Linked DNA regions of Homo sapiens: regions 1, 2, 3 and 4 are each linked to region 5. Evidence: chromatin contacts called from ENCODE Hi-C or POLR2A ChIA-PET data. All regions are on one chromosome and are shown on one strand. The core of a region is the stretch at or near the end of the contact, and the rest is flanking DNA. Distances in the headings are between cores, read along the strand shown.

Region 1 (2,700 bases), core at 131-2,630, 1.2 Mb after region 5:
CATGAGTGAGGAAGCCTGGAGACACTCTGAAACTTGGAATCTCAGGGCTGGAGCCAGGGCAGCATAAGAGTGTCCAGACTGGCTGGTAGACAACTCACACCCAATGCTCAGCTTGACACCCCCAACCCCAACACAAGGCAATCTCACAGTCCCCAGGTACACTGGTGGGTGAAGACCCACTGTGTGCAAGGCACTGTCCCAGCAGTTACTTTTTGGTCTTCCTCTTTGGTCCATGGCCCCTTGACAAGGTCTGGATTCAAAACTCTCAGCCACCTGTACTGGCATTGCTGGTCAGTGCGGTTCTGGGAAAAGAACAGAAGAACAAACCAATCTGTGAGAACTTCTGGGACCTCGGGCTGGGGGCCTGGTTAAGTACTAGGCTCAGGGGCCTATGGCCTGGGACTAGGCACACCTTGGGTAGGTGTGTCCTGTTCCATGCAGCCACCACTCACTGCAAGCCCACATGCCGGAACATGGGCGGTTTCCCTTTGCTACACGAGAGGGCAAACTCGGTCCCCTGTGGGAAGCCGCTCCCTACCAACCGAACACAAGGGGCCACCATCACAAGTCTTTAATTCCTTGTACGTCAGGGACCCCTGCTTTTTTCTAGGAGAGCATTTTTATTCCCTGAAGAGTTCAGATTACACAGAAGAGGGGGAGATGAGGAAATGGGGCAGGAAAGGATCTGGTGACATGCTTTCTGAGCAGCCCAGGCAGTAAGACATATGGCAGCTCCTGCCACACCCCCTCCCTCCCAGACACCTGTGGGTCAGGGGTGGGAGGGCCTGAGAAGGAGGTCCTGAGGGGAACCCCCTCACCATCAGGAGGCTCTAAATACTCGAATGTGGTAGCACCTGCCAGCCCTGCAGGGGCCTCACCATGAAGCCTGCTGAAAGCATCACTTCCCCTCAGTTTCAGTCTCACTGTTGAGAAACCGAACACCTGTTCACTCCTGACTTACAGGAAGAAATGCAAATATGCACCACATGCTGCAAATGTCTCAGAGCCTGAAGACCACCAGGCATGCTGAGGAGCTGGAAGATGTTTACAGCAGTGTACCCTGAATGCCAGCTTGGGAAGAGAGATCCTACAAAGGTCCATTTGCCCTGTTTTATTTGGTTTTGTTTTCAGGGGCTGAGTAAGGAACTCCCTTTTCCCCTCCTTGGCAAAGTCTGTCCCAGGCACACTGTTCTCCCAGAGCCCTTGCCCCGAGGGAGGGCCACAGCAGGACTGTACTCACAGGGAAGTGGCTGGCCAGGAACTTCCAGTCCTGCTGTCCAAACTGCCTCACCAGGGCCCTCAGCTGCTCGTCCTGCCAACACCAGAAAGACAGGGGCTCAGCACACATACGTGCAGAAAACCTCAGGGCTGCCCGTGACAGAGCCCAATCTAAAAGAACAGCCTCGTTCATCCATTCCGTCATGAAGTGAATACGTACAAGGTGCCAGGCACTACAGCTGCAGCAGCAGGCAGCAAAAGAGCTGCCCCTGATCTCATGGGAGGGAGCCAGCTGCCAATGGAAGGCTCACAGGAACAAAAGTAAAGCCACCCCCTGCTGGGAGATATGGAGAGGTACGTGGTGACTGCCTACTCAGGGACACTAAGGGACAGGTTCCAAGGAAATGCAGAATAGCTAAAATGGAGGAAGCAAAACAGATCCAAGATGATTTTGGAGGGAACCATAGGGGCCAGACCATTCGCAGCATCAGTTCAACCATCTATCATGCAAAACCACTGATGTGTTTGAAGAGTGGGTGGTCACAGTCAAACGTTCTATGAAGAGAACTTTGTAAAGTTCTCTTTGCCTGCTACAGGGTGGGAAAGGGGCTGGAAGGGAGCCGAGCGGACATAAGGAGGTCATTACTGAACTCAGGCCAGAGCTGACAGTGATTCAGCACTAGAAGCTGGAGGTCTGGGCAAAAACAAGAGTAGTTAGAAGACAGGCTAGTATCTATCAAAATAGCCTCCCGAAATGAACTACCAATTCACGCGATAACATGAATCTCAGTGTCACTATGATGTGTGAAAGAAGCCAGACACAGGAGGGTACATGCCGTATGATTCCATGCACATGAAGTTCTAGAAAATGTAAACTAAGCTATAGGGACAAAAAGTGGTTGTCTGAGGCCAGTGGTGGAAAGGGATGAACAGCAAAGGGGGGCAAGGAATGTCTTGGGGACAATGGAAATGTCCTATAGCCCGGCTGTGCTGGTGGTTCTACTGAATTGTACTACAAATGGTTGTAGTTAATTATATATAAAGTTTTCCTCAGTCAAATCAATTAATATATAAAGAAAATGTCAAGCCAGGCGCAGTGGCTCACACCTGTAATCCCAGCACTTTGGGAGGCCGTGGTGGGCAGATCACGAGGTCAGGGGTTCGAGACCAGCCTGGCCAATATGGCGAAACCCCATCTCTATTAAAAATACAAAAATTAGCCAGGTGTGGTGGTGGGTGCCTGTAATCCCAGCTACTCGGGAGGATGAGGAAGAATTGCTTGAACCTGGGAGGCGGAGGTTGCAGTGAGCCGAGATCATGCCACTGCACTCCAGCCTCGGCAACAGAGCAAGAGTGAGACTCCATCTCAAACAAAAGAAAAAAGAAAGAAAATGTCATGCATATAAACAATGGATATTACTCAGTCGAGAGAATTCTGACACATGCTACAGCATGGATGAAAGCTGAGGACACTATGCTAAG
Region 2 (2,742 bases), core at 135-2,634, 1.3 Mb after region 5:
GTCTTGCTCTGTCACCCAGGCTGGAGTGCAGTGGTGCAATCTCGGCTCGCTGCAACCTCCGCCTCCCAAGTTCAAGCAATTCTCCTGCCTCAGCCTCCCCAGTAGCTGGGATTACAGGCGCGCGCCATAGTAGAGACGGTGTTTCACCAGGTTGGCCAGGCTGGTCTGGAACTCCTGACCTCAAGTGATCCACCCGCTTTGGCCTCCCAAAGTGCTGGGATTACAGGTGTGAGCCACCTCGCTCGACTGGTTTAATTATTTTCTAAATTGCTAAAAAAGCTGCCTGACCCCAATTCATCTCTTCAATGCTGATTTGAAATACAGTACCACCTCGCCTATATAATAAATCCCTATATATAAATCGCTCTTATTCTGAGTTCTAATATATTTTATCTACCTGTAAGCTCCTGCTGAGTCCCAAACTTTTTAAATTAATTTATTTATTTTCAGAGACAGGGTTTCCTTTTGATACCCATGCTGGTCTCTGACTCCTGGGCTCAAGGGATCCTGCCGCCTCAGCCTACCAAGTAGCCAGGACTACGGGCCCACACTGCTGCACCCATCTTCTATGCTAGTTTAATTGCTATACCTTTATGTTATAATATCTGGTGGTTCTGGAGAGCTAATCTCCCTTATTAGCATTAATTTTAGAATTTTCCTGGCTACTTTCACATATTTATCCTTCTTTAAGCACTTTAACATCATTTTGTCCAGTTGAAAAACTGCCCCCTCCATGGTCCCACCACCGTGATACATCTATCTTTTTTTGTTCTGTTAGTTCAGCCCCTGGTGAGAGTAGCAGGTCTGCGTTCCTGTACTGTCAGACTTAGCCAGAAATGCATTTCCTTAATAATAGTATAAGGCCTTTAAAACTATAAAAATAACAAATATTTGGGTAACGCTGCCAAACCATTCTCTCGCTTTCTCTTCAATAACATTACCAGTCAAATCAGTATTTTCCCACATGAATACCGAGGGGTCGCAGCCACGACAGAAGAGAGATTAAGACTGTACGATTCCTCGTCCCATGCTCTTTCATAGTCAGCGGAACGACTAAACACCTGCACCACCCGAGGCCGTGGAGATGGGCGCCCAGCCGGGGCGCCAGGAACCCGGGCTACGTCCGCGCCCACAGTTTACTTCACCCCGGGGGACCCTGGATGTTCTATGACCGGCCCAGCGGCCTCGAAGAGTGCGGCGAGTCCCTCGCCAGCTCCCAGGCCGCACCAACGCCCCAGCCGGCCCACCACTGTTGGCGCCCTTTACCTGAGGCCCAGCGACCACCGCTCACCTGACGCCGCCCAGCATCCCGCGGCCAGGTATCCAAGGCCGCTTAGTAACCGGAGAGGCGCGTCGGTGCGCCGGGAGGCGTGGCCCAGGACGCAGCGCTAGCTCCGGCCGACGTGATGACGACAGCACGGAAGGCGCCTCTCCGTCGCAGGCGTCAGGGGTAGGCAGCCTGACTGATGTGGGGCTGTACCATTTGGTGCATGAGGGGCAAATCCAAACATAAGGAGAATTAACTTTTCACCAAAAATAAACCCATTTAATTTTGTTCTTTAGTATCAATTACGAGTAAAGACTAATAACAACGGTAGGACCCAAGTGCCCAAACTTCGCTCCACCCACAGGGAGGAGAATAGTGAAGGCTTCCAGCGCGGGGGGGTTGGAGAACGCCCCAGCTTCGATTCCCAAAGCGCAGGAGCAGAGTGGAGCCAGGCGAGGGCGGGGCCGGGCGGAAGGCTGTGCTGGACTATTAGGAACTACTTAACGGAAAAGGGTGCGCAGGTTTAGTGTTGAGAATGATAAACCGTATAATTCTGTTTTATTAACTCCGCATCTTTGCTTGCCATGGTACTAGGCTTGAGCGCCGGCGAGCATGGCGGGGAGTTAGAACTTGAATAGATTCTACAAAAATGTGAAAACTATGAACTGTATTAGGGAGTCTAACGACTAAGCTGGTCAAAAAGGCGCCCCTGTTGAGCAGAGATTTGAAGAGAGAGTGGTATTCATTAAGGCAAAGGCTGGGGAAGGGCGTTCCCGGCAGAAAGAACTGCTTGTGCAAAAGCACCACCAATACAGGTTGCCCTGCCATCGCCATTAAGATGGGAAACCAGAAGCCTGCAACTACCAACAGGCCACCCGACTACCCAGGAAAGCGCTCTGTGCCTGCCTTTAGAGGTGTGTGGATTTGTGAACAACGCTGCAGCAGCCTGGAAGACCCAAACTGAAGATTGCAGAGAGCTCTGACAGTTTTTATTTACATTTATGTTTGTCTTCGAATCTAGGATATTAAAACACATACAACTCGTGTTGCTTTCCACAATTTCTGTCACTGGAAATTTTAAAAGTGGAGACGGGCCGGGCGCAGCGGCTCTCTCCTGTAATCCCAGCACTTTGGGAGGCCGAGGCAGGTGGATCTCTTTAGCCCAGGAGTTTGAGGCCAGCCTAGGCAACATGGCGAAACCCGGTATCTACTAAAAATAGGAAAAATTACCTGGGCGTGGTGGCGCGCGCCTGTAGTCCCAGCTGCTTGGGAGACTGAGGTGGGAGGATTGATTGATTGATCCTAGGAGGTTGAGGCTGCAGTGAGCCGTCATGGTGCCGCCGCACTCTAGCCTAGGCAACACAGTGAGACCTTGTCTCAAAAAGAAAGTGGAGAACAGGGTGATTTGAGAATTCTCTTTGGTCAGATGAAGTGGCTTCTGCCTGTAATCCCAGCATTTTGGGAGGCCAAGGTGG
Region 3 (2,859 bases), core at 352-2,851, 1.8 Mb before region 5:
CAGGAGGATATTGTGTTAAATGAAATAAGCTAGGCACAGAAAGACAAATATCCCATGATCTCACTTATATGAGGAAGGTAAGAAAAGTTGAACTCATGCAAGCAGAGTAGAATGGTGGTTACCAGGCGGTGGGGTAGGGGGAGGGAGATAGGGAGGATTTTGAGAAGTTGGTCAAAGGATACAAAATTTCAGTTAGATAGGAGGAAACATTCATGAAATCTATTGCACGACATGGTGACTATAGATAATAACAATGGGTTGTATTCTTGAAAAATGCTAAGATAATAGATTTTAAGTGTCCTCACCCCCGAAATGATCAGTATGTTAGGTAACGTTAACTAGCTGGATTTAGCCATTCCACAATGTATACATATTTCAAAACATGTTACTTACGATAAACACGTACAATTTTTACTTTTCCTTATGTACGTCTTCATCTGGCTGTTCATTTTTATCTTTTATACTATCTTTTATAATAAACTGGCAATAGTAAGTAAAGTGTTTTCCTGAGAAACAACAAACTGGAAACAACTGTTTAGCAACAAGAAACTGCCTGACCAGGTAGAAGGACGTGGTAGCTCTGTATGTATTGATATGGAATATAGTCTGAGATAAATTGTTTAGGAAAATGAAAAGCAAGTTGCCAAAGAACCCACAGTATGATGTCATTTATGTTGGAAAAAACGCCACAACGATGTGTGAGTGTGCACACTGAATGAAAGAAAATTCTGGAAAGAAACTAACGGCCAGCAGTGTCACAAGGGGGATAGGTAGTTTATTTATTTATGTGTGCGTGTGCAAAGTTCCGTATTGTAAGAATTTGCTACAGCCTGTGTTATTATAAGCTTTGTAATGAAACAGGTAGAAACTGAAAAAGTTTAATTATTCCCAATTCAGTTTAGGTTCTGTCTCCGGAAGACTTTCCCGGATTCCCCAGCCCCCACTCCCCACCCCATCTTACCACCCCCTCTGCCAGCTCTGAGTCTCAATTTTCTTTTCTGTAAGGATTTTCATCATTTAACCTTATTTCTTCTGAATGCACTAAATGGTAGTTATCCTAGCACTTAAGAGGATGTCGGAAACATGGTTCATTGTCTGACCCTTCCGACTCTGACTTGTATGAGCACATTTTGGGGGGAATGTAGGAGTCAGGGGAAGAGGAGTTCCAAAAAGAGACTACTAGAGGGTACAGCTGTCCCGGAAGAGACTTCTGAAGAGAGCAAAGCGCGTCCGACGTTTTTCTCGAGAGGCGCCGAAGTTTTCCGGAAAGAGACGACCAACTGAGAGGTGGGCCCCCAAAGCCGGCTGCGAGAGTCACCGAAGATTTCCGGAGAGCCAAGGAGTCGGGAAGAGCCACTTACTGAGCGTTGCCGAACGTGTACGGAGATAGCCGAAGAGGCGGAAGGCGGGGCCACAAGAGCCCTTCCTGCAGGGAACCTCAGGCTTCAGAGAGCCGAAAAGTTGGGAGGCGTAACCACTTACAGGCCGGAAGTGTCCGGGGTGGACGCATTCGGGTAGCCGAAGAAGTCCCAGGATTGCCGAAGAAGTCCCAGGATTTCCGAAGCGAGCCGAAGCATCGCGACAGTTTTCAGAGACAGCTGATCGGTTGGAGCTGTTGCGCCGAGCAGTCATGGCGGCGGCCAGAGCTACTACGCCGGCCGATGGCGAGGAGCCCGCCCCGGAGGCTGAGGCTCTGGCCGCAGCCCGGGAGCGGAGCAGCCGCTTCTTGAGCGGCCTGGAGCTGGTGAAGCAGGGTGCCGAGGCGCGCGTGTTCCGTGGCCGCTTCCAGGGCCGCGCGGCGGTGATCAAGCACCGCTTCCCCAAGGGCTACCGGCACCCGGCGCTGGAGGCGCGGCTTGGCAGACGGCGGACGGTGCAGGAGGCCCGGGCGCTCCTCCGCTGTCGCCGCGCTGGTAAGGTGGGCCGGGATCCCGGCGTGGGCGGCCCCGAGGCTCTGGGGCCTGGGCGGGTGAGGGACTCCCCTGCGCTCCGAAGCTGGATTTCCCTCAGTTTCTCCTTCTGTGCCTTCTGCGGTGTCCGGCCTTTCGGAAATGTTATTCTTTCATCCCTTTTTTCATTCGTTAAGTCTTAAGAAACCACGTGGCCATGCAGCGTCAAGCTTTTGTCCTGAGGCCGTTCTGCCTGGTTCAAATCTGGGATCTGTCATTATTGCTCAATGTTGAACATGTTTAACTTCCCTGAGCCTTGGTTTCCCCATTTGACTCGTTTCAATTTTCGATCATTATCTTTCCATTTATTAGTTTTAAGAAACATGTAATGACAAGTACTTGCCCCACTGGAGCCAGGCTCCCTGGGTTGAAATACTAACTCTGCTGCTTGTGTAGCCTTTCAACAAGTTATTTAGCCTCTCAGCCTCGGTTTTCTCACCTGTAAAATGGGAGACATAGTAGCAGTATCCATGTCATAGGGATGTTGTGACCATTAGAGGAGGTATGTGTGTCACGTATTATGTTCAAATGTGTGCCTGGCACATAGTGCCCAATAAATGTTGGATTTCATTAAATTGCCTATTTTTTCATTAAACATCATTGTGCGCCAGCACCATAAACTTTGTCCTCAGATGAGAAAGTGACACTCAGAGAGAAGTAACTTGCCCAAGGTTACACGGTTACTAAGTGGCCGGTCCAGGCCCTCAGCTCCTTATGCCTCTGACTCAGAAGCCCTGGCTTTTTACTTTTACGCTTCTTGCCTTTCTTTTATCAGTATTTTTTAGGTACCAGTGGGTACCAGGACATTGTTAAGTGCTGGGAGATCTGGGTGGGGGATATTCAGTAGCCAACAAGCGGACACATTGCTGCCCTTTCAGAGACTTAAGATTTCATGAAGTTATTTGTGTAT
Region 4 (2,700 bases), core at 193-2,692, 1.1 Mb before region 5:
TCAAGCTATTGTCCTGGCTCAGCCTCCTGAATAGCTGGGATTACGGCATGCGCCACCACGCCCAGCTGCTTTTGTATTTTTCGTACAGATGGGGTTTCTCCATGTTGATCAGGCTGGTCTCAAACTCCCAACCTCAGGTGATCCGCCCGACTCAGCTTCCCAAAGTGCTGAGATTACAGGCGTGAGCCACCGCGCCCAGCCTGCTTAGGAGTTTTTTTGAGATTTTTTTCCCCCAAAATTTGTATCTTTCAATTAAGGAAAATAGCCTATGGAACTACAGAGACTTAGGGACAAAAACCAGAGCGCCTTACTCCCTCTTGTGCTCTTCCACTGCAAACTGCTAAAAGTCTTAAAACAGAAGGTGACATTTCCGGAGGAAGGACATACCTTAAGGGCAGCTGACTTTTAATTAAAATTTTTTTTCTTTCTCCACTTTTAAAGGATAGGTAGTTGACTTGTATTTATTTATTTTTTGAAAGAGGGTCTCGCTCTGTCGCCCAGGCTGAAGTGCAGTGGTGTGATCACGGTTCGCTGCAGCCTCAACCTCCCAGACTCAAGCGATCCTCCCACCTCAGCCTCCCGAGCAACTGGGATTATAGGCACGCGCCACCATGCCTGGCTAATTTTTCTTTTTTTTCTTTTTTTTGTAGAGATGGGGTCTCGCTCTTTTGCCCAGGCTGGTTTGGAACTCCTGGGATCAAGCGATTCTCCTGCCTTGGCGTCCCAAAGTGTTGGAATTACAGGCGTGACTCACAGCGCCCGGCCTCAGCTCTATTAATGTTAACAAATATGTATACAAACCTAAGGGACAAGCATTAACTTCTTTCCATTTCCCCGACTCCTGCCATCCGTACTTAGCTCCTGAGTCCCTTTATTGGATGTGATTTTGGACCAGCCCTTCCCATACCCAGACCTCAGTTTCCCTATCTGTACAATAATTATACATTCCCTTCCCAACAAAACACATCAAACCTAACGGGCAGAGCTCGATTGGGTTGCAGCAGCGCGCTAAGTAATAAGTAATGAGTCAGGTAAAATGACTGACAACATGAATTCCTCTTTGGCCAAGCCAAAGTCGCCCGCGGCCACACGCTCTTCCGGGCTGTTGTAGGAGGGGCGCGGCCAAGCCACCGGGAGCCACGCCCCCCACTGGGAGCCACGCCCCAAGAGAGCGGGGCGCGCATTCGCCGCGCCCAACCCTGCGGCCTAGGGAAGGGACCAGAATGACGTCACAACCACTTCCTACGTAACACTCCGCCGAGATAAAGTAGTCCCCAAACCATAGTGGGCTCAGTGCCAAACACCGGGCGACGTATAAAGTCCCAGAGTCTGTTGAGACCCGATTATGGTTTTGAGGCCTCGGAGCGACCTTCCGGAACACTGAAAATGTGTCTTTCCCGGGGCCAGCGGGGGAAGTAGTTCCGGCCTACAATAGGCCGATGGGTTCCTCCGCAGCGGAGGAAAGAGGATGGCGACCTCGTCGATGCCGGAGTCAGAGAGGAACGTGGCTACGAAAGCCTCGGGTGAGCTTCGGGTAGAGTTAGGCGGCCCCACCGTACCCTGCCGTGGAGTGAGGTCACACTGCGGGGATACCCGGAGGCGAGGTCCCAGGCCGGCGGGGCTGTCCGAACAGGGCCCCGGGGTCCCAGGCCCTTTAGTCGCTCTCGCACTTGCCTGAGCGGAAACCCGGCGCCACCACAAGATGGCGTCGGGCCTGGAGCACAGGCAGCGCCGGGGACAGCCCCAAATCGCCAGGCCCCGAGACCGTCGCTGTCAGCCGCCTCCGCAGGGGAACCGGGGGGGAGCGAACCACTGACCCAGGGGGCCAGCGGGCTGTACCACCGGCCCTGCAACCCGGGGGGACGCGGGGGCCGAAGGGCTGAACCACTGGGCCCGGATGGGGCTCACAGAGCGGAACGCTCCACGAGAATCGTGGGGGCGAGGGAAAGGGTCAAGATTACCAGCCATTGACCACCCTCCCGGGAAGGGCCTTAGCCTGGGAAGCACAGCTTCTCCGTCAAGTTTTTCCCGAGCTCCCCTCGCAATACACCAGGAAGCTCCGCCCCGTCGGAGACTCAATCTTCGCATCTGCAAAATGGGCGCAGGGGTGCAAATGGGTGGCCGTGGTTGCCGGGGCTGGGGAGATGGCCCACTTGTTCCAGCCACGGTCACCTCTCTTCTCAGAGTGAAGTTCCCAGACCCTACGCCCCGCTGTCAGGCAGCCCGCCGATCAGATGGAGGAGAACGAGGTGGAGAGCAGCAGCGACGCGGCCCCTGGGCCTGGCCGGCCCGAGGAGCCCTCTGAGAGCGGCCTGGGTGTGGGCACCTCAGAAGCCGTGTCCGCCGACAGCAGCGACGCCGCGGCCGCCCCGGGGCAGGCAGAGGCCGATGACTCTGGCGTGGGGCAAAGCTCGGACCGCGGCAGCCGTTCTCAGGTATGGACCCGGCTGGACGGCGTGGGTGGAGGCAAGGACCGCGAGCAGCAGTGCCTGACAGCCAAGAGGAAACAAGGCTTGTTTGTAGCTAATACTTGGTGTTTCTGGTTTACTGTGAGCCAGGCACCAAGCCAAACCCCTAAAATGGATTTTCTCATTTGAGCTTCATACCTTCTAAGACACATACCATTTTTTCCCACATCTTATAGAAAAGGATGCCGAGGTACAGAGTGCAGACAGAGCCAGGATTCAAATCTAGGCTGTG
Region 5 (2,718 bases), core at 1-2,500:
GATTTTATGTTCATAGCATCATCTTGCCAAATTCCATCTCCCACACAGGGCAAGCAAAATCAGGACCTGATGCTATCTAGCCTTACCAAAGAGAAATGCAATGAAGGCAACGACAAGAAACATGTATTTTACAGAAAGGTTGGCAAATTGCTTACCAAGGCTGCCACCTCTGAAAACCCCATTATATGGGAGTTCTCCATTTGCGGCAAAGATGCACTCACCTTCCCACCTCTTCTTCCCTCCGCTCCCCACCCCCCGACCAGGAAGCCACCGGGCAAATTTCAGACCGAAAAACGTGCTAACACACAATATGGGGGAATTTGGGGTAAAGACACAAAAGAATCTGGCATTAAATGACGGTAAATACTGTGAGAAAATACTCCGATTCTCACCCCCTGATATTTTTTCCTGGGGATCCGGCCTGACTCAGTAACCGGCTCCAACAAACAGATTTTCTTGATTCAAACCCAATTCCCTTCCTAGGGAATCTTGGGTCCTGCCAGGCTCCATAACCAGTGAAGGATGATGAAATGGTTTTACTGCAAAATGGGAGGGGGTTCCCCCACTGCTGTCTCCCAAGGTTAAACCCCTTACTCATCCAGGAGGAGCCAAACACGGGGACTGGGGCTAGAAAACTCATCCGCGTTTGATTAAATTTTAATTTCTGGAAACCAGAAAGCACGGAGCAGAGGTGACAGGGCTGAAGGGGACGTTCTTGCCGACCAAGACGCAGGGAGGGGTCGCGTGGGGCCCGAAGCAGATAGTGAGGGAGGGTCCGGGATCCCCGGCTCCGCTGTCCCTTACGGCACAGTACGGAGTTGCACCCCGCCCGGCCGGCAGGACCTCAGGCGGCCCGAGCCTCTCCAAGAGGTAAAGGGCCCGGCCCCGGAAACAGGGAGGGGCCGCTGCGAGGTCTGGCCTCGCCGCCGGCGGCCGCGCGGAGCGAAAGAGGCAGCGCGCCGCTACCCCACGGGGCCCACCCACTGGGCCGCCGTCGTCGCAGCAGCCAGAGAGGGGCTTCGAGTTTGGGCCCCCGGGGGCCCCGGTCGGACCCCGCGCCGCACTCACCGTGGGAGGGCTGCAGGGAACAAAGACCCTTCCGAGCGAAGCTCCGAGCGAGATGACCTCTTCCTTCCTAAGCCCACTACTCAGGCGGCGGCAGCGGTGCCTGCAGTGGCTGCAGCGGCGGCGGCGGCGGCGACTACCCCGGCTCCGGAATCGGCGGCGGCGGTGGCGGTAGCTCCACTTCCGCTCCGATCGCCACTTCCGCTCCGGTCCTGGCCGCGCCCCGCCCCAAACCGTGTTCTCATTGGGCAAGCGAGGCACGGGGTTGCCACGGCCCCACGGGAGGGGCGCAGACGGAAGGGAGGAGGAAGAAGAGCGAAAGGCAGGGTTGCAGGGGCCGGGGCAGGGCGGATGGCCGGGGGAGGGACCCAGGAGGAGGTGGGCGGAGAAGAAGGAAATGGGGCGGGGGAGCGGGAAAAGGAGGTGGGAGGAGAGAGGGCGGAGCTGGGGGTGGTCAAGATACGGGCTGTGTGGGAATAAGGAGGACTAGGAGTGTGGTCTGGATGGGGATTGCCCTTTCTGCTGGGACTGGAAACGCGCCAGGGCCAGTCCCGGAGATTCGAGGTTTAGCAGTTCCCCCTCCACCCCGAAAGTAATCCTCACTGGGTCGGAGGCCGATGTCAGTCCTCTTACTGTGTGCTTTGGTAATGCTGGAGCCAGGGAAGAACAGAAATTGCTCATCCCTCAATGTTCATTTAATCCTTTCAATCCTTCAGGGTACTTACCTTTTCCTTCTTTGGTAGACTGAAGAGGCCACGTGAAGTGCCAGGAATCCAATGCACAAACGTCTTTTTAAAAAACCTGTGTAGGGTCGAGCGCAGTGGTTCGCGCCTGTAATCTCAGCACTTTGGGAAGCTGAGGTGAGAGGATTGCTTGAGGCCGGGAGTTGTAGGCTGCAGTGAGCTATGGTCATGCCACTGCACTCCAACCTGGGAGACAGAGTGAGACCCTGTCTCCAAAAAAAACCCACAAAAATCTGTGTACATGATTTCTTCTTTAAGATGCCCCCTCGTTGAGGAAGTTCAGGGAAGGAAACAGGCCTCCATGGCTCCCCTCCCCTCCATGACTGCTCTCACAATTACCAACATTCTACTCCTCTGAAGGTAGTTGATTTTGTTTTGTTTTGTTTTGTTTTGTTTTCTGTTTTTGAGACAGAGTCTCTTTCTGTCGCCCAGGCAGTGTCACAATCTTGGCTCACTGCAATCTCTGCCTCCCAGGTTCAAGCAATTCTCCTGCCTCAGCCTCCTGAGTAGCTGGGATAACAGGTGCATGCCACCACTCTCGGCTAGTTTTTGTATTTTTAGTAGACACGGGGCTTCGCCATATTGGCCGGGCTGGTCTCAAACTCCTGACCTCAGGTGATCCACCCGCCTCAGCCTCCCAAAGTGCTGGGATTACAGACATGAACCACCTCGACCGGCTTCAAGGTAGTTGATTTTTAAACTCAGTCCTTCAAAATGCCTCTCGCCTTCCCTCTCTCCTGTTCATTTATTCTTTCAACAAATGTTGAACAGGCTTTTTGCTTAGTGCTGGAGACACAGCAATGAACAAGGCAGGTGGGGCCCTGCTGTCTTGGAGTTTGCAGTCGGGTAGGAGAAAAAGCCAAGTAAATAGGCCTTTGCCGTCTTGCCTTTACCCTTACTTAGCTAAATG

What was found. Hi-C counts contacts between places; a loop is a spot of excess contacts on that map. ChIA-PET counts read pairs that join two places held with the same protein, here RNA polymerase II (POLR2A). Pooled maps may share reads with other maps.
Region 1: a map with no recorded cell type shows a loop between it and region 5 (6-fold over the local background). The contact joins the enhancer-like site here to the promoter of YWHAB in region 5. A Hi-C loop is called at or near these places in 1 of 37 single-sample maps with no recorded cell type and 2 of 50 pooled maps. POLR2A ChIA-PET finds 5 or more read pairs at or near these places in 1 of 52 experiments (PC-9).
Region 2: a loop to region 5 is called in a map of CD8-positive, alpha-beta T cell, with 6 times the contacts of the local background. The contact joins the promoter of IFT52 here to the promoter of YWHAB in region 5. A Hi-C loop is called at or near these places in 1 of 168 maps with a recorded cell type or tissue (CD8-positive, alpha-beta T cell) and 8 of 50 pooled maps. POLR2A ChIA-PET finds 5 or more read pairs at or near these places in 2 of 52 experiments (activated B cell and activated naive CD8-positive, alpha-beta T cell).
Region 3: a loop to region 5 is called in a map of endothelial cell of umbilical vein, with 6 times the contacts of the local background. The contact joins the promoter of TP53RK here to the promoter of YWHAB in region 5. A Hi-C loop is called at or near these places in 3 of 168 maps with a recorded cell type or tissue (CD4-positive, alpha-beta memory T cell, endothelial cell of umbilical vein and naive thymus-derived CD4-positive, alpha-beta T cell), 1 of 37 single-sample maps with no recorded cell type and 10 of 50 pooled maps.
Region 4: a loop to region 5 is called in a map of CD4-positive, alpha-beta T cell, with 4 times the contacts of the local background. The contact joins the promoter of ZNF335 here to the promoter of YWHAB in region 5. A Hi-C loop is called at or near these places in 2 of 168 maps with a recorded cell type or tissue (CD4-positive, alpha-beta T cell and naive thymus-derived CD4-positive, alpha-beta T cell), 2 of 37 single-sample maps with no recorded cell type and 16 of 50 pooled maps.

Annotation. Positions count from the first base shown.
Region 1 is chr20:43,680,396-43,683,095 of GRCh38, reverse strand. It overlaps MYBL2 (MYB proto-oncogene like 2), which reads right to left. Exons shown (of 14, transcript NM_002466.4): 3 at 1,241-1,312; 4 at 210-302. Among named protein-coding and RNA genes, the nearest start is that of MYBL2, 15 kb to the right of the region's middle. Within about 2 kb of position 1,380, at least 9 of the 41 ENCODE cell types and tissues checked have a DNase peak (open chromatin) inside an H3K27ac peak, as active enhancers do.
Region 2 is chr20:43,589,579-43,592,320 of GRCh38, reverse strand. IFT52 (intraflagellar transport 52) reads right to left here and starts at 1,384. Exons shown (of 14, transcript NM_016004.5): 1 at 1,267-1,384. RefSeq lists an enhancer at 1,193-1,262.
Region 3 is chr20:46,688,186-46,691,044 of GRCh38, reverse strand. It overlaps TP53RK (TP53 regulating kinase), which reads left to right and starts at 1,601. Exons shown (of 2, transcript NM_033550.4): 1 at 1,601-1,913. The coding sequence starts at 1,631. It overlaps TP53RK-DT (TP53RK divergent transcript), which reads right to left and starts at 1,746. Exons shown (of 1, transcript NR_186399.1): 1 at 756-1,746. RefSeq lists an enhancer at 1,153-1,742 and a silencer at 1,973-2,022.
Region 4 is chr20:45,970,945-45,973,644 of GRCh38, reverse strand. It overlaps ZNF335 (zinc finger protein 335), which reads left to right and starts at 1,442. Exons shown (of 28, transcript NM_022095.4): 1 at 1,442-1,523; 2 at 2,185-2,435. The coding sequence starts at 2,235. RefSeq lists an enhancer at 821-1,040 and a silencer at 1,811-1,930.
Region 5 is chr20:44,884,237-44,886,954 of GRCh38, reverse strand. It overlaps YWHAB (tyrosine 3-monooxygenase/tryptophan 5-monooxygenase activation protein beta), which reads right to left and starts at 1,250. Exons shown (of 6, transcript NM_139323.4): 1 at 1,069-1,250. RefSeq lists silencers at 957-1,506, 1,567-1,626 and an enhancer at 904-1,520.